Linked DNA regions of Mus musculus: regions 1 and 3 are each linked to region 2. A link is a loop called in an ENCODE intact Hi-C map of the cell type or tissue named here. Cell type or tissue: heart. All regions are shown on one strand.

Region 1 (8,000 bases), 180 kb after region 2:
GATATATTCTGTCAGCGTCCATGGGTCCTGGTCACCTATAGACTGTCCTCAGGACTCACTTTCTAGAATAGGGCCATCTATTCTAACCACTCTAGGTTTCTGACTGTCTCTTAACAGAAGCAAATGAAGGGAGGTCACACGACCCACGCTGTGACCGCTGTGTCCACCAACTGCAAATCCCTCTCTGTAAGCTGTGTGCTCCCACTTTAGGAAAAGGCCCTTTTGTTCACATTCCAAGTCTGCCCTATAAACCATGGCCACAGTCAGGACTGCCAACACTAGTGCTGGAGGGCTTCGTCATTGCCCTTGGCCTGGCCAGCGGACACTCTCTTAACTCCGCTGGCTTGTGGTCCCCATGTTTTCCTGCTCTTGGTTGTGCCACAGCAGGGGTCAGGTTAGAACAACTGTTTGAGTCTTTAAACCTAGAGTGCAGTGGCCACATCTCACAGCACCCCAGCACCCCTCCCCCACAACCTCTTGATGAGCCAGTCTCTGGAAGTGCCACCCTGCCGCAGACCGCACCTTTTTTCCCATAAGCCTTATCAGATGAGTCCTGAAGCAACGCCTGGACCACATCGGGTTCCTGATCTCTGTTCCAGGTAACGAGAGGTGCTTGTCCCAGCCCTGAAATCACAGGACATGGTAGAACCAAACACTGAAGAAACCACCACGCATCCTGGTCTTGGCATTGCGGAACCTGGTGCCAGCAGACACTCACTCTCTGGTGATAATCTTACCCAAGTCCATTCATGAGAAAAGAAAATGACAAAAAGCCAGAACAGAGATGCCTCACGCCCCACCCCCAAGCCTCAGTCTAACACAAGAGCATGATGCAGCTGGGGCCTTTTGTTCTCCCTGGCTTCCCTGCCATGCTCCACTGAGATGAGCAGAAGCACAGGCCCAGAATGCAGGCTGCATAGAACAGACTAGAGCTCTGCCTGCCTCCCTCCTTGCTTCCCGAGCTCTGGGATGACACACTTTTTCTCTAAAATGATCGATTGTCTTAGGTATTTGCTAGCAACTGATGGAAACCTGTGGCCAGTGCTCCTAGAGCTGGTACACTGCACACACGGGATGCTGCTGGAGGAACAGTACGTTGCCACCTCTGCAGCTATCAGTAGGATCCTTACCCAAGCAGTCACTAGGAAGATGGCCATTCACACTCAACGCAGGGACTGGGGTGACACTGGGCCTTGGGCTCCTCTGGTCTCCTGGGTGCTTGCTCTCTTCATCCTGCTGTGGCTCGGGCTTTCTTTTCCTTCTTTTCTTCTTCTTCTTCTTCTGCAACTCTGTCCTGGCCTCAGGCTCACTGTGGTCTACAGGGGAGCAGCTGTGGGGAGCCAGAGGAGGGAGCAGATTAGACCTTGAGAAACACTGTAGGCAAGAGCACCACCTTCAGTGGCAGCCCCAACCCAAGAGTGTGTGAGATTGCTCAGCTAATAAAGGCACTTGGCACCAAGCCTGCCGACCTCAGGTTATCCACTTCTATGGTATACAAACATGCTCACATGTGCGCATGTGTGCACGTGCAAACACGCAAACACACACACACACACACAAATATAACTCTTATAAAGGTTGTTGAGATGGCTCAGTGGGTAAATGTGTTTGCGATCAAGGCAGACAACTTGAATCTGATCCCCAGAACCTACATGGTGGAAGAAGAAAACTAACATCTACAAATTGTCTTCTGATCTGCACATGCATGACAGCAATAAATGAAACAAAAGAACAAAAAGTGGTAACTATTTAGAATAAAACCACAGTGGGGCTGGAGACGTGGCTCAATGGCTCAATGGTGAAGAGCACTGGCTGCTCTTCGGGGGACTCAGGTTCAGTCTCCAGCACTGACATGGCTGCACACCACTACCTGTGCCTTCAGTTCCAGAGGATCTGACACCCTCACACCAGTGTACAGAAGACAGACAACCAACCAGCGCTCTACCCTAGCATCCCCGGGAGAACTGCCTACATTGCCGTGTGCTGGTGACTGGCTCCACACCGACTGGCTGTGCTGTATGAGGGTTGTTGTCCAGAGTGACACACTTACACATGATGTTAGAGACATCATGTGGTCCTCTTGCTCTATCCAGAGCTGGTACACTGCACACACGGAATGCTGCTGCAACCTTGTTAATCCACACCACTTGGGAAGGCCTCGAGTACATCCCAGCCACGCCCTTACCTGTGCTGAATTAGGTCCTGCGACGGGGTGGCTTCCTGGCTGAGTCCTTCCGATCTTTTCCTCTTCCTCCTTTTCCTGCTGCTCACATGGTAACTGTCCAGAATGTGACTCACTTGATGGCCATTTACCTGGGGCTGCGTACCCTCTTCCTTCTGGCTCCCGGAACTCCAAGACTGGTCCTGAAATTGGCCTTCCTGCTTGGGAGCTGTGGCACCCTCACCCTCCGAGCACCTCTTCTTTCTCTTCCTGCGTGCTGCTGCAGGTGCTCCCCTGAGGCACTGTGGGAGGAGCGTGTCGATGCCCAGTCTCTGGGGATCTCCATTAGGGGTCTTTTTCCTCTTTTTGGAGGGGCTGTGTAGGGCCTCGCTGGCCTCTGGCAGTTGGTGTAAGTGGGACGTGAAGTGTCCATTGACCTGAGGCAGGGGTGTCCAGGCAGAGGGGCGGCAGCTCTGTGGCTCTGATGTCCCTAAGGGCTTGGCACTACTACTGGACAGAGATGCAGAGTGGGGGTGGGTGGACGGTCGGGGGGCAGGTGCAGCAGTCCTGTAGACGGTGGACAGAGAGAGTCACTCAGGAGATCTGCCCACGTGCCACCTCTCTCCTGACCCCACCCAGCCGCCTTCACACCTAAGAGTTTGGTGCAGATGTGGGGTTTGAGACAAGGTTTGTGCAGCCCTGGCTGTCTTTGAACTAGCTCCGTAAACCAGGCTGGCCTCGAACTCACAGAGACATCAGCCTGCCTCTGCCTCCAGAGTGCTGGGATGAAAGGTGAATTCCAGTATGCCAGACATACTCTCGAATTTTAAAAGGTTACTTTGTCTCTCTAATTCTTAGACAGACACACACACATACACACACTCCATGCTTTTTTAAGCCAGGCTAAGGAAATAAATCTACCTAAAATCAAAGTTAATAAAAGCAATACATCCCAGTTTCTTGTTACAAAGCATTTTTTTTAAAGTGGTGCTGAAAATGAAACCAAACACCTCGGCCATGCCAAGTAAGCACTGTCACGGGGCACCTCAAGCACGCTAAGGACTCATGGCCTTTACTACTAAATGAGCTGAAGTCTGACCCACAGGACAGCTTATCTTACAACAGACAAACACTATAAAACACGTGTCTAACGCAAACCAAGCTCAGTCAGCATAAGAATGCGCATGGTGGCACGTGGCAGCACACGCTTCCAATCCCAGAGCCAGGAATAGGTGTGAGGAGCAGAAGGTCAAGGTTATCCTCCAACACATGGGCCACAGTGAGCCAGACGGGGGCACCCGACAGGAGCATCAAGCTCAGCACCTGGAGGAAGAACCTGGCGGATCTCTGGGAGTTCCTGGCCAGCCAGGGTGGTAGAGCTGAGACCCTGTCCCAAAACCTACACCAAACCAAAAGCCCTCCTTCAAAACACGGAGACAGTAACAACAACTGAAAAGCAAAACGAAGAGACTAAACCCTAACGTTTCAGATTGCCACCTCAAATGTGTTAAGAGGGGAAATGTCACTGAGAAAAAACAACCAACCAAAACAAACCCAGCAGCATCCTGTGAGATTTATCTTTTACTCTCCAGAAGCTGTAGATGTTCCTTTGGGGACTGAACACCCCAAGAACAGCAAAAAGAGCCAAGCATCATACACAGTGATGTTCCTCTGAATTGGGGGTGCAGAGTGGAAACCCAATTTCACAAAGGCAAATGCTGTAAGAGAAGTAGGGCAGGGGCTGAGCACACAGGGCACATCTGGGCCGTCACCTCAGGCTTGCGAACTCCTGGAGCCTGTCCCTGCCATCACGCCAGCCAGAGCAGACTTGAGCGCAGCCTGCACTAGCGTCACTCCAAGTGTCTGCCAGAGCTTAACAACGGTTTACACTGGCAGGGGCAGTGGCGAGCACCTTTAATCCCAGGACTCCAGTGGAGCTCTCTGAGTTTAAGAGGCCAGCCTGGTCTACTCATCCAGTTCTAGGAAAGCCAGGGCTGTTATATAGAAAAAGCCTGTCTCCACCCCTGCCACCCAACACACACAAGACCCTCACAGAGACGCACATTTACACTTGGCCTGGAAAGATGGCTCAGCAGGTAAGAGCAGTTGCTGCTCTTGCTGAAAACCCAGGTTCAGTGTGCAGCAACCATCCAGTGGGCCACATCCTGTCTCTCCAGCTCCCTCTTCTGACCTCTGTGGACACCAGGCACACACGTGGTGCACGGAATACTTGCAGGTAAAATATTCATACATACAGATCTAAATCCTAATGAAAACAGACCTACTGCGCCAAGTGTGGTGGTGCACAGCTTGAACCTCAGCGCTCAGGAGGCAGGCTGATCTATATGGTAAGGCCGTCTCAAACGAATAAAACTTGACAGAAAAAATGAACAACTCCCCCTAATGCTCCAACATTTAGGGACCTTAACACTTAAGGACACCCCACAAATGTTATGCTAGAGACAGGACGCATGCATGTTCATGGTGGGGATAGTGGCAGCCATGAATATCATGTCACAACCTTCTAGGACCGGCTGACTCAGTGGGAAGAGGAGGAACCCACAGCACCACAGAGCCTCACTTGTGCTCTCTCTTAGTTCCTGTGTCCCAGCTGCTGTGGCGCTTGGGCCCCAGGGACCCGGGTGACTGAGTGTCAAGAGTCCTCACATCTTGTCACTCAGCACTCCTAAGGGATGCAGGCACCATGGAGTCCGGCCCCTTACTGGGTCAGATCACCCATGGATGAAATTAAAGGCCCTGGACGATGGTATAGCACTCGAGAACCCAGTCCTCCTTCTCTAGGCCTGGCACGCAGCCAGCAGCCAAGAGATGAGGGATGACGCTGACAGGAAAGATGTCCCTGCAGGGCTCCTATGATCACAGGGCCTGAGGGGTCAAAAGCCAGGACAGTGCAGTGCTCCAGGTTTCAATGTTCCTGGGGTAGACTGGCAGGCAGGCGAGAGGCCAAGACTCTGAAGACCGACAACTCGGCCTCACTGCAGTTCTTTTTCCAGACAGGGATGGACAGGAGAGGCCTCTGTCCTCGGCGACCCAGGGCTCCTCAGCAGCCAGGTGCACAGAAGCACAGGAGGGAAGGAGCCGCACCCAGGGCCTGCCCCCAAGCTCACCTGGTCTTACTGACAGGCCCAGTGGAGGCAACGACGGGGTGGGTGGCTTTCATGGGGGAGGTGAGGTCGCAGAATGCTGAGGGGGAAGGTGAACCGATGTCATTGCCGGTCGCCCTCCGCAGGGTGCTGGCCTGCAGTTATTGACATAAATAAAAACTTGGTGGTCTAAAAAAAGGTGTCCGTGAGTGAAGAGGGAAAATAAAATGGAAAATAAAATAAAATGAGCCCAAAAAGATGAAGGGACAGAAGAAAAAAAAAGGGGTGGGGGTGGGGTTGGTGGAGAGAGGGGACAGCAGAAGAAGAACCAGAGTGTTGTTGGTTAGAAATAAAAAGGAAAAGGACAGGACATTTCAACAAGCATCCCGCCGCAAGCCCACACACTGCTCACGCCCCACAAGCTAGGGGTGGGCGGCTCCTCCTCAGCCTCCCTACCTCCCCACCCCCACCCCCAGCCCGGGCAGCTGTCCGTCTCTGAGTGCCCTGTGGCGGCTCAGCTAGGAGACTCCATCATAGAAAACTGGTTAGTCCTCTCAGACATGACTACCAACAATCTGAGGTACTGAATAACTGGGATCCCCTCAAAGCAATCTTCCCCTTAAACAGTCCTTTCTCAGCTTGCAAACCGCAGGGAATACCAGCAGGCACTCTGGTGCCAGGGTCTGAAGTCCTCTGTGATTCCCTATCCTATCCTCACATCTCCAGCCCCAGGGCGCTTTCAGAGAGGAGACCCCCACACACCCACCTTCTTGGCTGACAGGGCCAGTTTTTTGGCTGGTGGAGGAGACATGAGGCTTGTGGGCTCGGTTGTGGTGCTGCTCAGGGCCGGGGACTTCAACTTCACCATCTTGGCATCTACTCCATTCAACAGCGCTTTGGGATGGCCAGCGGTGGGACAGTTTGTTCCCTGAGAATCACAGGCATGCGCAGCTCTGCTCTCTGCGGTCTGCGGGGCCTTGGCAGGGTCACTGCTGGCAGAGTGCTCGGGGCTGGAGCTGCTTGAATCCCCCTTCTCCAGGTCCACACCACTGCCTTCGCCCTTCAGCCTGTGCCCGTTAGTAATGGCTCTGGCCAGGAGCTTCGGGGAGGTAGAGAAGATGGTGTCTCTGCTTGCCCAGGAGCCGGGCCGCTGGCTCCGGGACTCGCCGGTCCCAGGAGAGCCCTGAGAAGTGGTTGGAGATGTGGTGAGAGACTGCAGTGGGGCTGACTTCTTCACCTTCTTTCCGGGCTCATCCAGAATGGTGGGCATATGAGTGGGCGTGGGCGTGAGTCTTGGGGACGGGGACCCGGCAGGTGTCTTGGCAGGAGCACATCCGTTCTGTAACTTCAGGCCAGGAAGGGAGCCATTTCTGGACACAGGTACGCCAACCTCCTCAGGGGCTGGGAGCTTTCTCATCATTACAGAGTCTTGTCGCTAAAAGGAGCAAGGCAGGAACCCATCAGAGCTCAGAGGAGCACTGTCCAGGGAACATGGCTCCCCCCCCCACCCCCAGGGCAACTTCTGGGAACAAATTGGCTTCTGGCTAATGGTAAAGACTTTTGGTGCTTCAAGACTTGTATAAGGGGCTGGAAGGATGGCTCAGCGGTTAAGAGCACTGACTGCTCTTCCAGAGGTCCTGAGTTCAATTCCCAGCAACCACATGTTGGCTCACAACCATCTGTAATGAGATCTGATACCCTCTTCTGGTGTGTCTGAAGACAGCTGCAGTGTACGCATATACATAAACAAATAAATCTTAAAAAAAAAAAAGACTTGTATAAAAAACAGGCTGCAGTTTATGACTGCCCGGGAGAAAGAGAAGCCCCATCATGCAAACTGCCCTTCACTAGGTCACACACGAGATACCCAGTGTCGTCACCCTGCCACAGCTAAACCCTCCACACAGGAAGGAGGTAGACGCCTTTAAAGCCTTCAGTGTCTCACTGGCAGCTACACAACTTTTGATTGTTTACAGAAGCTTGCATTATTATTCCCCATGCCTTAATTAAAAACAATCAACTAAACAAACAACAAAATGTAAACTTTTTTCTAAGCTTATATATCTGCCAAAAAAAAAAAAAAAGTAAATCAAATGATATAGAAGTCAAAGGAGCAAGTTTTGGAGGCTGGAGAGATGGCTTAGTGGTTAAGAGAACTATGGCTGTTCTTCCTGAGGACTGGAGTTCAATTCCAAGCAAACATGAGTGGCTCACAACCATCTGTAACCCCAGTACCAAAGAACGCAGCACCCTCTTCTGGCCTCTGTGGGCACTGCATGTACATGGTATAGAGACATATATTCGGGTATACACCCATATACATAAAATAAAAATAAATCTTTAAAAACCAAGGCCACATGCAAAGAATCCACTGTCTGTAAACCTTCCGTGATGGCTGCCTCAGTTACCTCAGTCCTTATGGCTCACACAATGACTCACACACAGTCAGTACTTTACATTTTTGTTGTTATTGTTGTTGATGATCAATTTAAAATAAAAAAGATGGCAGTCTTTTCCTAGCAGCTATGTTAACAATTCCGGAAAGTGTATTCCTGGGCTGTGGATGACCTCGTGAACTCCAACTCATGCGGGCAAACTGGACTTCCTCTTTCCTGGCAATGCCCGTGTATTTCCAGACACTGCTATGGTAGAGTCCTGTGTCCAGGCACTCATCAAGTCCTACCCTACCCGGCAATCACCCAGTGTGTTCTGCTTGCTACAAACACGAGCTTCCT
Region 2 (8,000 bases):
CTCTTCCTGCCTGGTGGTACAGGTGTTCTGCGCTCTGAGTGCACCAGCAAGGGCTCCATCAGCCCTTTTGCAGTGATCAGGACCAGACCAGAACCCGCACAGGTCTCAGGGAGCCTGCTCAGGGACGTGGCGGGGTCTCAGAGCCCCACTGCAGGTAACGCTCCACACCCCACCGCACCGCACCAACCATCTTTCCACTCCCTGGTCGCCGGGTTGATAATGCCAAACAGCTCATCACAGGTGACAGCCTTCGGGTCCAGGTCCACCGCCACGGGCTTCCTCTTCAGGTTCTGGTAGGTCTTGTTGAGGGATTTGAGGACCTGCGGGTGAGGAGCATCCACTGGCTCAATGTCCTGTATGGGGACGGTCTGCACGGGGCAGCCCTCTGTGCAGCTCTGGACGGTTTTCACTCAGAGAGACTGATTTTAAGGACACCTGAGGATATTTTGTGTGTGTGTGTGTGTGTACATGTGTGCACAAATTTCTTTTTAAGACGCCATGCACAGTTTCCCTTGTGACTTGCCATTTTCTTAGACACTGTCCTGCAGCCCAGCTGACTTAGAACTTTCTATGTAGGTCAGGCTGGCCTTGAACTCACAGATCACAGAGATCCACCTGCTTCTGCCTCCTGAGCGCCAGAATTAAGGTGTGCACCACCACACCCAGTTTCTCTATCCCCTAGTTCTTGTGTTTTAGGGAATGGGTTTCATAAGAGGGTAAGGATCCTGCCTGAGGGCGTTCAGACAGACACTTGGCTGGCTTCCTATTGCTAGCACTGGTGATGTTGGCTGCTACCCCCAGGTGTTCACCATGGCTCCAGGCCTTGCTGGGGAACAGGAGTGTGTGAGTGGCAGGCCTCCGGGAGGCAGGTGATGTGTGCGTGCGTGCGTGCGTGTGTGTGTGTGTGTGTGTGTGTGTGTGTGTTACCGACTAGTGCTGGTGACGTGCCTGCGATTTGCCGCTGCCCGCGTTCCCAATGACGAAGACCGAGTGTCGGACTTGAAGCAGCTCTTCCAGCTGGACGACTTTCAGCACAAAGCTGTCTTCTGCCTGAAGCTTGAGCTCCACGATGCTCTGTTTGATGATCTGGGAGACACAGTAGTGGCAGGGTTAAGAGGGCACGGGAAGGCAACCTTTTCTGTGGCTGAGCTGCCAAGCTGTGCCCCTAATCTCACCCAGAACTCACACGGCCCTGGAACCCCGACTCCAGATCTCTGTGGCCATCAGTTCTGAAGCCTGGGGCTGGCTGGGGAGCAGGAAGCAACTTTCTTCCCCCCTGCCCCCGATTCTTGCAGCACTCAAGGGCAAGTTTCTCAGGATGGATACGGAGGTGTACGTCGGGGAGGGGAGAGAATTACCTTCTCAAAATTCAGGTCTCGCTTCCGGGGCACGTCCAGAGCTGGGAAGAGGTCGCCGATCAGCCCCATGAACACGGGCAGGTCATCAGTCACGATCTTGGGGATGTTGAAGTCTCTCAGGGCCCTCATGAGCACCTGGTCCTCTGCCCGGGTGGGGTCTCCCCTCTTCAAGGAGCCGGCTACCACCAGCACAGACTTGATGGCCCGAAGGCCCCAGTCATAATGGTCCTGCGGGGAGTGGGAACTCGGATGTGAACTTGTCGTCTGACTGTGGTCATCTGGCACTGTCAGGCTCAGAGTTCATCTCGGGGCTAGGGAGGGGCAGAGACATAAGTATGGATCACCACCCCCCGCCCCCCCCCCGCCCCCAGCCGAGGTTGGACCAAGAGCCCTAGGGGCTGGGAGAACACACCACACCTGCTTAGAGAGCAGCTCTTTGCACAGGGTGTAGAGGGTGATGAACTTCCGGGCCAGGAGGCGAGCATCCAGGAAGCCCTCGGCCACAAGCATGATCTCACAAATCAACTCGAAGTCAGGGACCACCATGGCACAGGGCCTGAGAGGTGACCGAGCAGCTGTCTCTCCCGCTTTCACCTCCCTGGCTCCTCATCAGCCAGCCGCCCCTCTTCCCCTGGGCCACGTGTCCCTGCCAGTCAACCTTCAGGGTACATGAAGCCGGGTTCCAGCCTCCCCCATCCATCCACACACCCAGCTCAGGAAGCTCCAGGCCCCACGCCTGCTCCGACTCCTCTGAGACTCCTTAAGCAGAATAGCCAGTGTCTCGGCTGTGGACCGCGCCCCCCTCCCCCACTTGGGGAGCCCCAGGACCTGCCTGCTGTCCTGTTACCCCTACTCCATCTTGGGAGCTGCTAGCCTTGGGGTCTTCCACCTCCTCCACTAACTCCTCAGCCTGGGACACTGCCGGATCCCTCCTCTGTCACCTGAATAGGGCCTTCAAGTTCTCCGGCAGCTCCGTGCGCCCTGCGTAGCCAGGATTCATGGTGATAAAGATGCCCACGGTGGGGACAAGGCTTATTATCTCTCCCAGGAAGTTAAACTTCTTTTTCTTGGCCCGAATTGCATCTTGGACACACTTTACCTAGACAGTTGGTACACACACACACATTAAAATGTAACCATTTGTGTGTGCAAATGTGTGCACATATGTGTGGGTATGAACATATGCGAAATCCAGACAGCAACAGTGTCTTCCTCTATTGCTCTACACTTTTTTGAGACAGGGTCTCTCGTTGAATTCGGAACTCACCAACTGACTGGCTGGTCAGAGCGCCCCAGGGATCCTTCTGTCTCCCCCTCCACGGTGCTGGAATTACACATCTGGCATCTGGCTTTGTGTTTTGAAACAGGCCCTCACTATGTAGTCCTGGCTGGTCTTGAGTTCACAGAGACTCATCTGCCCCTGCCTTCTGAGTTCTGGGATTAAAGACCTGGCAGCATCTGGCTCCCCCCCCCTTAAGGAAAAGATTTATGTGTGTGCTTGTGTCTGTATGCCCGTGTGTTTGGCTGCCTGATGAGGCCACAGAGGCTGCGGAATCCCCTGGAGCTGGGAGCCACCTGGCATGGGTGTCAGGAAGCAAACTCAGGTCCTCAGAAAGAAACTGGTGCCCTTAACCCCAAAGCCATCTCTCCAGTGCCCACATCTGGCTTTTTATTTGGGTTTTAGGAGCTGAGCTCAGGCCGGTGGGTTTGTGTGGTAAGCATTTTATTGGCTGGGTTGTCGGCCCACCCCCAAGCCCCCGCGCCAGTTACAGAGTGTGGTGGCTGTGAATTAGCAGTGGCCTTCACTCTGTCATTGCCCTTGACTTCTGCCCTCCACCGCTGTGATCTTGTTGTTCGTGGTGTTATACAGCCGACCTCAGCTGGGCTTTTGTCTCAGGAGTGTCCTCTGGCCGTGACCCTGGCTAAATTCTGTCAACTCTCTGACAAGAACCCATAAGAGTCCTATTAGTAGCCACTCTGCATCCAAGAGTCTCTGGGGCCATCTCCTGCTTACCAGGACGGAGAAATCTGGTCTCTGCTTGGGATTTTAGAGGAACCAAAGGAAGGTAGCGGCAAACTGTAAGATCACCACTGGGGGGCGCTCCAGGCTCGTGACTGAAATCTCTCAGCCATGGGATTTTTTTTTTCCCCCTAGCCCAAATCTTGCTCGCCTGGACTTGGTAGGTGACTCTGGGTGATGCTGGGTTTTCCGCCCAGTCTCTAGCCCACAGGGCTCACACCTGGGCAGGACTAGAGGGCAAGAATTTGGGAGCATCTCCTGCTGCTAGGACCTTCCTAGCATTTTGGTCCCTGTTCTTTTGTGTCCACAAATATTCAGATCATCAAACAGGTGCCGTGGAACATCCTAGGGTTCGTCCCATGACTTGGGAGTGAATACTGAGTCAGAGAGTCAGAGGTGTGTGACTGACCCTGGGAGGATAGGGTGGAGGCGTGGCTATCACCTTGGCAAACTCAGTTGGCCCTTCTCAGATTGGGGAGTGGGAGGGGGGCTGATGAGAGCTCTAGAGGTGAGGTTTCCCCAGCCTGTGGGTCCTCTCACCCCTGTATCTCCTCACCACCTGGGTGTTCAGGAGCCCTGCCCTCACCCCCACCCCTACTGGTTTTTCCTACTGAAATTCTAGCAAGAGTAGCAGCTGTTTCTGCTACAATGTTGCTTCCGCTACAATGTACTGACTTAGCTCTGGGTGAACAGGTCGGTAAGGGACAGCAGATTGAGAACTGGTCACCTCAACCTTTCTTAGACTCTCTTTGGTGGTCACTTCTATGCTAGGAACATCACTGCGCACTAGTGCTTAGGTGTGTGTACCCAGCACCCTTCCTGTGTAGCCTTGGAACTCTTGCTAACACTCCCCTGACCCGTACCATCTTCCTTTCCCCATTATCCATCATTCCTTTTTTTTACTGTCTGGGTTTGGGGCAAGCGGCTAGGCCTGGTTCGTGAGGACCTCCAAAGTCGGGCCTTGGCCTAGGGCTCTGCAGGTGGGGTCTCAAGCTGATCTGAGATTGGAGGCCAGCCTTGGAGGACCTCAGAGCCCGTTGTCTATCCAGTCTGTCGGGCACCAGGACTGCTGGGGCTCCTGTTTGAAACACAGAGCCCTGCGGGTGAGTTTAAAAGCTTGGGGTGTTGACATGGCCCCCACCCTGTACCCCCTTTGCCTTGGATTCCCCATTGCTGTTCTGTGCCGGGTTAGGGAATTCCCTGGACACACAACCACTCCTTCCCCATCCGCTCTGGCTGGTTAGTTTATACTGAGATACTGCCGTGTTCTTCAAAGCCCAGAGTGCTTCATTCTCTTCTGTCAAGTTCACCTGACTGGCCTGAGGCCACCTCTGCACAGAGCTCCAGCTTGGGGAAGGGTTTCTCCCTACATGGATTATCTAGTGAACGCCAACCGATGCATGGAGATATTGTAACTTAGTTCTTGAAGCCCACAGCTGAGTTCCAGCCGGTTGCAGGCAGCCAACTGTTCAAACCATGTTCAGATAAGGCAGAGCAGCTGTGATCAATCCAGCTGTCTGTATTCTGCACTTCCTTTCCTTGAGACTATAAATACAGCCTGCTGGGGGGTGGGTGGGGGTGGGTGTGGGTGTGGGGGTGTGGGGGTGTGGGTGTGTGGGTGTGGGTGTGGGTGTGTGTGTGTGTGGGTGGCAGGCAGAGGGAGGGTCGTTGGACATTCTGTACCATTTTGGTCTAGTTTGCTGCCAAACAGTACAATCTCAAAGCCAACTAAGGGTTATCAAATATTCTCTCTCTCCCCTTCTCTGTCTTACAAAACAAAGTCTTAATCTATAGTCCTGACTAACCTAGAGGTTGTTCTATAGACCAGGCTGGCCTTGAACTTGTGGCAATCCTCCTGGGTTCATATCACAAAGTGGCAGGAGTTATAGGCATGAGCTACCACACCCAAAGTAGCTCTCTACGTTAGCATCCCCAGGCCGAATCAGTTATACCTCCCTGTATGGGACCCTTACTGTCCCCTCTGTGTGTAAGGGCCCCTGGGAGCCAGGGCAGGGCATCTGAGGCCTCACTGTGTCACCTCCCTGCCCAGTGCTTGGCTGTTGGGGTGGTCAGACAGGAGGGTCTCTGGTGACTGAGATGCCAGGAAAACTGGGCACAACTCCGGGTCCCCCACTGACCCAGAGACTAAGCAGAAGGGCCCTACCTGTACAGCAATCACAGACAAGACCTCCACCGAGATCCGGTTAAACTCATCAAAGCAACCCCAGGCTCCCGTCTGTGCCAGGCCCTTGTAGATGTTTCCACAGGACTACAAAGGGAAAGTCAGATCAGAGAGAGGGAGTGGCCCCCAGAGGCCTGCAGGAAGCAGGTGTCTGGAGACAGCGCCCTTGTACACCTGACCCGCAGGGTCCCAGCGTTTTTTCTAAGCGAACATCAAGTTAAGAAATCCCCCAATCCCTACCCCTGTCTTCTCATTTTATGCACATGGAGGAAGGGATCCTCTGAGGTGGGCTGGGGCTCCAGGAAGATCTTTTCGTGTGACTATGCCATTTTGTCCCCTGCAGGGTCAGCAACACACCCATGGAGTTCACACAGAAGTCCTTCTAGGATCAATAGACTTCACTTTTCTAGGGCCCCTGAGGGGGACACGCTGGTATGACCTTCAGTCAGCAGGGGTCTTGGCCACTGTCCTCAGTCTCAGGATGGGACCACTAGGCTGTGGGGCTCGTCCAACGGGAGGGCGCCCCAACTCCTCCCTTTTATGCTGGGACTGTTACTGTCAGAGTCCCTCCCCTCCTGTTTAGTCCTCTGAGAAGACATGACCCTGCAGCTGATGGACCTGTCCTTGTCCCCTTCAGAGTTCACCCGGTGGCCACTACTTTCACCCTAACCCCACACTGAACGCCAATCAGGTACTCCTACCTGTGTGTGTGTCTCTATTCATAGGGGACAGTCATGGAACTGCCGGGACCTCTACCTCCACAAGTGCTAGTGGGTACTCTGGGTGTACATGCTCTTGGGTGGGGACCCGCAGCCCTGGCCACATACCTTGTAGTCCATCTGCTCTGAGCAGTTGAAGACATACACCATGGTGCCCAGGGCTCTGCCCAGGTCCTTGGTTGTCTCCGTCTTGCCCGTGCCAGCAGGGCCTGCAGGGGCTCCGCCCATGATCAGGTGGAGGGACTGCGTGAGCGTGATGTAGCACCTACAGAGGACCTTGATTGACCTGGGGCACTGTGACCCTGTGACCCACACCCCACTGTGCTCTGCTCGGCTTACTGTGGGGCCGCTGTACTCACTTGGGCCCAGAGACCAAAGTCAGAGCTGGTGTGTATGTGTGCATGTGTGTGTGTGGGTGGGGGGGGGTGGTCACTGTGCTGAGGGACAGGGGTGGGTGCAAGACATGGCCCTCCTGTGGGTTTGGGGGACGGACTCTGGGGACTCGTCAGACACATGCTGAGGGTGTCTTGGGCAGCCTCTGGGCTGAGTGGTTTTATTATCTTGTAATTGATTCAGTCCCTGCACACTCATGAGGGCTCCTGTAGCTCTCTCCCTGTTCTGCAGACCTCAGGGAGGTGAAGCCACTCCTTGGGGACACAGCCAGTGAAGGACCAAGAGCTCAGCCTAAAGCAGGGCTCCTGCCTGGCCCCCAAGACCTGAAGTCTGCATGTAGATCTGTGACCTGGCCCCAAGTTATTTCTGATTGGTAAATAAAGATGCCAACAGCCAATAGCTGGGTAGAAGAGACATAGGTGGGGTTTAGGTTTTCCAGGTTTGGGGGTCAGAGTAGATGAATAGGAGGAGGAGGAGGGAGGGAGAGGGAGGGGGAGGGAGGAGGAGGAAGAGGAGGAGGAGGCGGCAGCGGCTGAGGCCACTATGGGTTAGGTGAACCATAAAAAAGGTGGCCCTGAGGGCTGACCAATTGGAGTTAAGAACAGCCCAGATGAAACATTACTATGTAACAACTCAGGGTTATCCATAGGAAAGTAGATTCTAACAGCATAGAGGGTAGGTATCTGCCCAGCTCTTGTGCTGTTTAAGGCTTATTGTAAATATAAAGGTCGGTCATATGTGTCTTTTATCCGGGAACTAAATGGTCAAAAGCAGGGTAGAAACTCCAGGTCAGGATTACAAACTTCTACAACACAGGACCTCCCCACCAAATGAACGTGGGCTTTTCTAGCTGCAGAGCCAGGGTGGGGGGTGGAGTGGGAGGGGGGTCTGTGGGGGAGGGGGTAGGGCATCGGGCTGTAGGTGGTCCCCACCTATCTGTGAGTGGGGTGATGACCAGCCGAGGTGTGTTGCCCAGGTACTCGTAGGAGTATTTGATCTGAGCGTCACAGATGTTGGCGAAGCAGTGCTTCTTTTCCTCGTCCCAGCGGTGTCGAAGCTGCGACTGCCAGGTGAAGGCCTGCGAACTCTCCACCTGCAGCAGAAACCCAGGGGTCTTGGCTCCAGGCCGGTCCCGGGGGCTCTCCCCTCAGTCGGGTACATGACTCTTTCAATACCCCTGGCCGCAGCCTGCTACAGATAGGGGCTTCCAGGGTTGGGGGCTGGCCCAGGCAGCAAACAACTTGTTGAGTTCAATCTTCAGAACCCATGTGGTGTGACAGTCATCCAGTGACAGCAGGTGCTTGCAATTCCAGGGCTGAGGAAGTGAA
Region 3 (8,000 bases), 300 kb after region 2:
CTGGAAAGGCAGGTGTCACTACATCACCACCACCACCTGGAGAGGCAGGTGACTCTGCCTAAAGGGTGGGAACTTAGGAGCTGTCTTGTTTGAGGACCCATCTTGTAGAAGTGGAGCCTGATTGGTGGAGGGGACCTTGAAGCCCAGTCCCAGCCTGGCCATCCTCTAACTAGAGGAAGGTCTCCTCGATAGCCCCAGCAAACAGCACGTTTCTGTCACTGTCCCATGTAAGCTGTTGGGATCTTCTTCCTTCTCTTCATCTTTCTTGTCTTCCTCTTCTTCCTAGTGCCTCTTCAGTCTCCCTGCTTTGGCCCCTTAGACTCTTGGATGATGCTATGATCAAAACCCTCCCCCAGACCCACCCAGATAGCTCTAAATTAATTAAATCTAGGAGACAAGCTGCAAGCGTTGATTCCCTCCTTCAACCACATGCATTCTGAGGCTCCAATTTGGATTGTCAAGCTTGGCAGCAAGTGCCTTTACCTGTTGACCATACCAGGCCTTACTGTCAACTAATTTCTTCCTTTCTCTCTTTCTCTCTTTCTTTCTTTCTTTCTTTCTTTCTTTCTTTCTTTCTTTCTTTCTTTCTTTCTTTCTTTCTTTCTTCCTTCCTTCCTTCCTTCCTTCCTTCTCTCTCTCTCTCTCTCTCTCTCTCTCTCTCTCTCTCTTTCTTTCTTTTCATACATCAGATAGGAACAAAAGGAATAATTCTTTAATGGTTTACACGTTTTATCTTTTTTTCTTTTTTAAAAGATTTACTTATTTATATTACAAATGTGAGTGCACTCTAGCCATTTTCAGACACACAACAGCACAACAGAAGAGGGCACCAAAAACTACTACAGAAAGCTTTGATCCTTAATGCAGCTGCAGGAACTGAACCTGGTACGGGGGTCAGCACTTTTGTTGTTGTTGGTTTTTTTTTTGTTTTGTTTTGTTTTTTGTTTTTCGAGACAGGGTTTCTCTGTATAGCCCTGGCTGTCCTGGAACTCACTCTGTAGACCAGGCTGGCCTCGAACTCAGAAATTCGTTGCCTCTGCCTCCCAAGTGCTGGGATTAAAGGCGTGTGCCACCACCTCCCGGCTAGGGGGAGGGTCAGCACTCTTAACCACTGCTTACTGTCACTTTCTAAGCTGCCCAAGTAGCAGCTACTGGATGCCTCCCACAAAGATTGTCACAGAAGTGGTCAAGCACCTCTGCAAACACAAACTAGGTTCTGTCAAGTCTCCTGGGGCGCCATAGGAGCCCAGGGAAGATGGCAGCCTTCAGAATCCTGTCGTTATTCACAGTTAGCATACGGATGGGGATACAGCCCTGATGGAGAATGTGCTGCAGGTCCATCCTCTCTGATATTATAGCACGTGGGATGGTCCCCTGGAACAGGGCTCTACTCCCTTAGCATCAGCACCTACTGCATCAGGATCCAGGGCGCCAGCATCCAAGGGCTGTCAGCTAGCTTTGATCAGGAATGCCTATGATTTGAACGGTGCCCCCTTCATACACCAATGATACTACTCGGTCCTAACTCCCCGGGGACTTGTGAGTGTGGCTTCTGGACCCAGAGTCTTTACAGTTGTGACAAGATAAGGAAGAGTCTTGAGAGGAGATCACTTGTATTTTGGGAGGCCCCGGGCCTGACTGGTTTCCCTGCAGGAGAAAGGAGCACGGTCAGTGACACAGACAGGCAGAGACACAGCAGGTGCCATCAGAGCATAGCACCAGGGAGAGGCATGTCCACATACCAAGAGTGTCAGGAGACTCTGGAAGCACTTTCCCTCAGAGGCTGTTGATGGAACTGACCCCAGGAAAGTTGGCTCTCAGGCTTCTGGTCTCTGGAGCCATGGGGGGAAAAAGTATCCCTGTCATTTTTATGACCTACTTTATGGTCTTTGTTTTCCTAAGTGTTGGGGTCAAATTCACACCTGAATTCCCATTCCTCCAAGTCAGCTGGAGATACAGGTGGAGTAGGGGTGGCAAGCAGGTTGCCAGCTGTCACTGCACAGATGGAGCAGTGGGCAAGGTCTTCCCTCTTTCCCTCACCTGGACAGCTCGAGGATGCTCTAGGATCTTGGGACTGTGCCCTCTGGACTTTTCCAGCCCCCAGCCTGCACCTTGTCATGTTTGGTTTTACCCAGACCACCTTTGGACACTTCCCTCTTCTTGTCTTGGCGAGCACGCCCTGAGGTAGTCCTTGGCAGAACTGGGGCCATGTTCCTGCAGTTGAAACCAATGCTCTCCCTGTTTCAGGAATATTGTTCTTGGCATGCCAGCTGTGTATGCCACTGTCTGGTCCCTGTCAGGCTCCACGTGACGTCTGTCCACTACCCCACTTCCCAGGCTCCTCCGTGTCAGGTCATTCATCAGGTCCTCCTGACACCAGCTAGCCCCCCTATGATCCAACTACAGAGCCCACATAAAAAGCCTCCATCAGATGCCAGTCTCACATGGCGGGGACTCTGAATACACAGAGCTTCCCAAGGCCCCTTCCTCAAATGTAGGAACTGTCTGTCTACAATGCTTTCTTAGAAGTCAGGAAAGGATGTTAGTTACTATGGCTACTGGCATAAAGGAGACTGTGAAGGGTTACAGATAAACAGCCAGTGGGACAAGGACATGGGGAGAAGTCAGGAAGACTCCAGAGGACAGAGCTTCTGGCCTGTGCAGTTCGGAGTGTGCAGCCCTCGGGCACCAGGATGTGCTCCTGGGCCTGGAGGGCCTGTGAGCACTTTGGGTCTGTCCCGTGGGGACAACTGACTCATCTTGGTCTCTGGCTATACTGACTCATCCTGGAAGTCAGGGTCCAGCGGGGGTTCCCGCTCTCTGCCAGTAACCACAGCCCCATTCCAAAGCTACCTGGGGGCTACTGAGCCCCCCTCATTTGTATAGGCTCAGGAAAAGTCCAAAGGGCCTCAATATGAAAAACTAAATAGGCTCCTCCCATCCCTTCCACGCAGGGCATTCTGAAGGCCTTGAGAGGCTTCATGGAGAAAGATTTAACTGTGCCAGCCTTGTACCAGCTGAACCCCTGTAGACAGGTGTAGCCCTCCCTCAGGACTCCAGCTCTGTCCAGGGCAGCCCTGGGAAGGATTTTCCAGAGTGGCTGGAGGAGGTCGGGTATGATAAGAGAGAGGCTTCAGTGAAGACACAGGGCTTCCCCTGTGGTCAACTTGCTCAGTTCTGCTCTGGCGCCCTCCAGTGGCTTCCTTCCAGACCTGCGGTTGACACAGCAAACCTCCCTCCAGAATTCAGAGTTTGGCCTGTCCCTCCGCTTAGAGGAAGGAGCCAGCCAAAGCTGAGGGCATAGTGGTGTGAAGGACAAAGAGATGCAGGGGACTTTAAAAATGTTTATTTTCTTTCACGTGTAGGTATGCATGACTGTACTGGCTGGTTTTTGTGTGTGGACTTGATACAAGCTGGAGTTATCACAGAGAAAGGAGCCGCCATTGAAGAAATGAGATCCAGCTGTAAGGCATTTTCTCAATTAGTGATCAAGTGGGGAGGGCTTAGCCCATTGTGGGTGGTGCCATCTCTGGGCTGGTAGTCCTGAGTTCTATAAGAAAGCAGGCTGAGCAAGCCAGGGAAAGCAATCCAGAAAGCAGCGTCCCTCCGTGGCCTCTGTATCAGCTCCTGCCTCCAAGTTCCTGCCCTGTGTGAGTTCCAGTCCTGACTTCCTTTGGTGATGAACTGTGATGTGGAAGTGTAAGCTGAATAAACCCTTTTCTCCCCAACTTGCTTGTAGGTCATGGTATTTGTGCAGCAATAGAAACCCTGATTAAGACAATGACTGTTTGAGTTTCTGTGCACCACATGTGTTCAGAAACCTTTAGAGGCCAGAGGTGTTCAATCCTCCTGGAACTGGAGTTACAGAGTGTTGTGAGCCACCATGTAGCTGCTGGGATTTGAACCAGGATTCTTTAAGAGAGTAAAATGCACTCTTGATCACTGAGCTATCTCTTTAGGGCCAACCTAGAAGACAGGGGTGGGGGAGGGAGAGAGAGAGAGAGAGAGAGAGAGAGAGAGAGATTTCATACCAAGAGGTGCAAGTGCATGTTTAAGAAGGTTACCAGTGTGCCGGACATGGTGGCGCATGCCTTTAATCCCAGCACTTGGGAGGCAGAGGAAGGTGGATTTCTGAGTTCGAGGACAGCCTGGTCTACAAAGTGAGTTCCAGGACAGGCAGGGCTGGCTATACAGAGAAACCCTGTCTCGAAAAAACCAAAAAAAAAAAAAAAAAAAAAAAAAAGAAGAAGAAGAAGAAGAAGGTTACCCAGTGAGCCAGGCAGTGGTGGTGCCTTTAATCCCAGTACATGGGAAGCAGAGGCAGGAGGATCTCTGTGAGTATGAGGCCTGCCTAGTCTACAGAGTGAGTTCTGGCTATACAGAGAGACCTAAAGTGGGCATTTCTGGTTACTTTGAAGACTCAAGGTATAATGATGTTTTGGTGAGGCAGACAGGTGAAAGAATGTATGATGTTTAATATATATATATATATATATATACATATATATATATATATATATATATATATATATATATTATGACCCCACAGACAGTGGGACATTGGTTCACTTTGCTCTGCCTTGTTAGTCTTCTCTGATGACACACATGTATTGGCTCGCCTTACATTGCATGGCTGAGCTTCAATTGTAACTTTCATAGAGAGAAATTCACTAAAGAGCTTCTTGTGAGGTTCCTGCAGCTTCTTGCTAATTCCTCAGACTTGGGCTTTCTTTTGGGTGGAACTGCCCTTGCTGATTCGTGTGTGGTGTCTGCTGAGTGGACTGCAGCTGCTGATTCGTGTGAGGTGTTTGCTCATGGGCTGGGCTGGAAACAATTAAAACTGGAATTGCCCCAAAGAACTATTTCTAAACAGGTCCACTTCCACCGTGTCCTAATAAAGTTTTTTCCCACTACCTCTGGTGGGTGGCAGGCTAGAGGAGAGGTTGAACCCTTATTAAAATAGGCATGAAAAATATATGCCTACAGAAACCAAGCCTCAAAAATCTAAAGGACAAGGAGGAAGAGGAGAAGGAAGAGGAGGAGGGAGAAGAAGAGGAGGAAGAGGTCCCATTGAAACCTCTTCCTCAGGGAAGTCAGCACAGGTCCACCCCAGGCCGTCAAATGGCAAAGAAAAGGGATCTTCCATCCCTGTATTGCAGGGGCTCTGCCTGGGGAAGGAAGGGTGACGTGGGAGGGAACTGAGGTCACCTGTGCATGTGCAGGACAGAAGGGTCCCAGAGGTTACTTGTTTCCATTTTTGTCTTTTAAGATTTTTTTTATTACGCATTTTCCTCAATTATATTTCCAATGCTATCCCAAAAGTCCCCCATACCCTCCCTGCCACTTCCCTACCCACCCATTCCCTTTTTTTTTTTTTTTTTTTTTCCCCCTGGTGTTCCCCTGTACTGGGGCATATAAAGTTTGTGTGTCCAATGGGCCTCTCTTTCCAGTGATGGCCGACTAGGCCGTCTTTTGATACATATGCAGCTAGAGTCAAGAGCTCCAGGGTACTGGTTAGTTCATATTGTTGTTCCACCTATAGGGTTTCAGATCCCTTTAGCTCCTTGGGTACTTTCTCTAGCTCCTCGATTGGGGGCCCTGTGATCCATCCATTAGCTGACTGTGAGCATCCACTTCTGTGATTGCTAGGCCCCGGCATAGTCTCACAAGAGACAGGTATATCTGGGTCCTTTCAGCAAAATCTTGCTAGTGCATGCAATGGTGTCAGCGTTTGGAAGCTGATTATGGGGTGGATCCCTGGATATGGCAGTCTCTAGATGGTCCATCCTTTCGTCACAGCTCCAAATTTTGTCTCTGTAACTCCTTCCATGGGTGTTTTGTTCCCAATTCTAAGAAGGGGCACAGTGTCCACACTTTGGTCTTCATTCTTCTTGAGTTTCATGCGTTTAGTAAATTGTATCTTATATCTTGGGTATCCTAGGTTTTGGGCTAATATCCACTTATCAGTGAGTACATATTATGTGAGTTCCTTTGTGATTGTGTTACCTCACTCAGGATGATGCCCTCCAGGTCCATCCATTTGCCTAGGAATTTCATAAATTCATTCTTTTTAATAGCTGAGTAGTACTCCATTGTGTAAATGTACCACATTTTCTGTATCCATTCCTCTGTTGAGGGACATCTGGGTTCTTTCCAGCTTCTGACTATTATAAATAAGGCTGCTATGAACATAGTGGAGCATGTGTCCTTCTTACCGGTTGGGACATCTGGATATATGCCCAGGAGAGGTATTGCGGGATCCTCCGGTAGTACTATGTCCAATTTTCTAAGGAACTGCCAGACTGATTTCCAGAGTGGTTGTACAAGCTTGCAATCCCACCAACAATGGAGGTGTTCCTCTTTCTCCACATCCTCGCCAGCATCTGCTGTCACCTGAATTTTTGATCTTAGCCATTCTGACTGGTGTGAGTTAGAATCTTAGGGTTGTTTTGATTTGCATTTCCCTGATGATTAAGGATGTTGAACATTTTTTCAGGTGCTTCTCTGCCATTCGGTATTCCTCAGGTGAGAATTCTTTGTTCAGTTCTGAGCCCCATTTTTTAATGGGGTTATTTGATTTTCTGGAGTCCACCTTCTTGAGTTCTTTATTGGATATTAGTCCCCTATCTGAATTAGGATAGGTAAAGATCCTTTCCCAATCTGTTGGTGGTCTTTTTGTCTTATTGACAGTGTCTTTTGCCTTGCAGAAACTTTGCAGTTTCATGAGGTCCCATTTGTCAATTCTCGATCTTACAGCGCAAGCCATTGCTGTTCTATTCAGGAAGTTTTTCCCCTGTGCCCATATCTTCAAGGTTTTTCCCCACTTTCTCCTCTATAAGTTTCAGTGTCTCTGGTTTTATGTGAAGTTCCTTGATCCACTTAGATTTGACCTTAGTACAAGGAGATAGGAATGGATCGATTCGCATTCTTCTACATGATAACAACCAGTTGTGCCAGCACCATTTGTTGAAAATGCTGTCTTTCTTCCACTGGATGGTTTTAGCTCCCTTGTCGAAGATCAAGTGACCATAGGTGTTGGGTTCATTTCTGGGTCTTCAATTCTATTCCATTGGTCTACTTGTCTGTCACTATACCAGTACCATGCAGTTTTTATCACAATTGCTCTGTAGTAAAGCTTTAGGTCCGGCATGGTGATTCCACCAGAGGTTCTTTTATCCTTGAGAAGAGTTTTTGCTATCCTAGGTTTTTTGTTATTCCTGATGAATTTGCAGATTGCTCTTTCTAATTCGTTGAAGAATTGAGTTGGAATTTTGATGGGGATTGCATTGAATCTGTAGATTGCTTTTGGCAAGATAGCCATTTTTACAATGTTGATCCTGCCAATCCATGAGCATGGGAGATCTTTCCATCTTCTGAGATCTTCTTTAATTTCTTTCTTCAGAGACTTGAAGTTCATATCATACAGATCTTTTACTTCCTTAGTTAAAGTCATGCCAAGATATTTTATATTATTTGTGACTATCGAGAAGGGTGTTGTTTCCCTAATTTCTTTCTCAGCCTGTTTATTCTTTGTTTAGAGAAAGGCCATTGACTTGTTTGAGTTAATTTTATATCCAGCTACTTCACCGAAGCTGTTTATCAGGTTTAGGAGTTCTCTGGTGGAATTTTTAGGGTCACTTATATATACTATCATATCATCTGCAAAAAGTGATATTTGGACTTCATCTTTTCCAATTTGTATCCCCTTGATCTCCTTTTGTTGTCGAATTGCTCTGGCTAGGACTTCAAGTACTATGTTGAAGAGGTAGGGAGAAAGTGGGCAGCCTTGTCTAGTCCCTGATTTTAGTGGGATTGCTTCCAGCTTCTCACCATTTACTTTGATGTTGACTACTGATTTGATGTAGATTGCTTTTATCATGTTTAGGTATGGGCCTTGAATTCCTGATCTTTCCAAGACTTTTATCATGAATGGGTGTTGGAACTTGTCAAATGCTTTCTCAGCATCTAACGAGATGATCATGTGGTTTTTGTCTTTGAGT

The links. Hi-C counts contacts between places; a loop is a spot of excess contacts. Peaks named below come from ENCODE experiments on the same cell type or tissue, not always from the same donor. Only the 100,000 strongest peaks of a DNase experiment are listed, where the experiment ranks them.
Region 1: it touches region 2 in a loop (5-fold over the local background); 6 of 42 quality-filtered maps call a loop at or near these places.
Region 3: it touches region 2 in a loop (5-fold over the local background); 15 of 42 quality-filtered maps call a loop at or near these places.

What each region holds. Positions count from the first base shown.
Region 1 is chr11:118,262,513-118,270,512 of GRCm38, forward strand. It overlaps Usp36 (ubiquitin specific peptidase 36), which reads right to left. Exons shown (of 21, transcript NM_001033528.1): 14 at 6,032-6,700; 15 at 5,290-5,420; 16 at 2,186-2,728; 17 at 1,131-1,330; 18 at 523-624. Among named protein-coding and RNA genes, the nearest start is that of Cyth1, 18 kb to the left of the region's middle. In heart, CTCF peaks have their summits at 4,360 (motif pointing left) and 7,528 (motif pointing left); DNase peaks (open chromatin) are centred at 3,358, 4,075 and 5,044.
Region 2 is chr11:118,080,526-118,088,525 of GRCm38, forward strand. It overlaps Dnah17 (dynein, axonemal, heavy chain 17), which reads right to left. Exons shown (of 81, transcript NM_001167746.1): 35 at 7,605-7,765; 36 at 6,388-6,544; 37 at 5,543-5,647; 38 at 2,300-2,457; 39 at 1,776-1,914; 40 at 1,359-1,586; 41 at 949-1,086; 42 at 188-320. Among named protein-coding and RNA genes, the nearest start is that of Dnah17, 45 kb to the right of the region's middle. In heart, a CTCF peak has its summit at 3,445 (motif pointing right); no DNase peak of the experiment used is centred here; H3K27ac peaks cover 1,338 bases; H3K27me3 peaks cover 1,150 bases.
Region 3 is chr11:118,376,635-118,384,634 of GRCm38, forward strand. No RefSeq gene overlaps it. Among named protein-coding and RNA genes, the nearest start is that of Lgals3bp, 21 kb to the right of the region's middle. In heart, a CTCF peak has its summit at 3,198 (motif pointing left); DNase peaks (open chromatin) are centred at 2,247, 2,837 and 3,187; H3K27ac peaks cover 742 bases.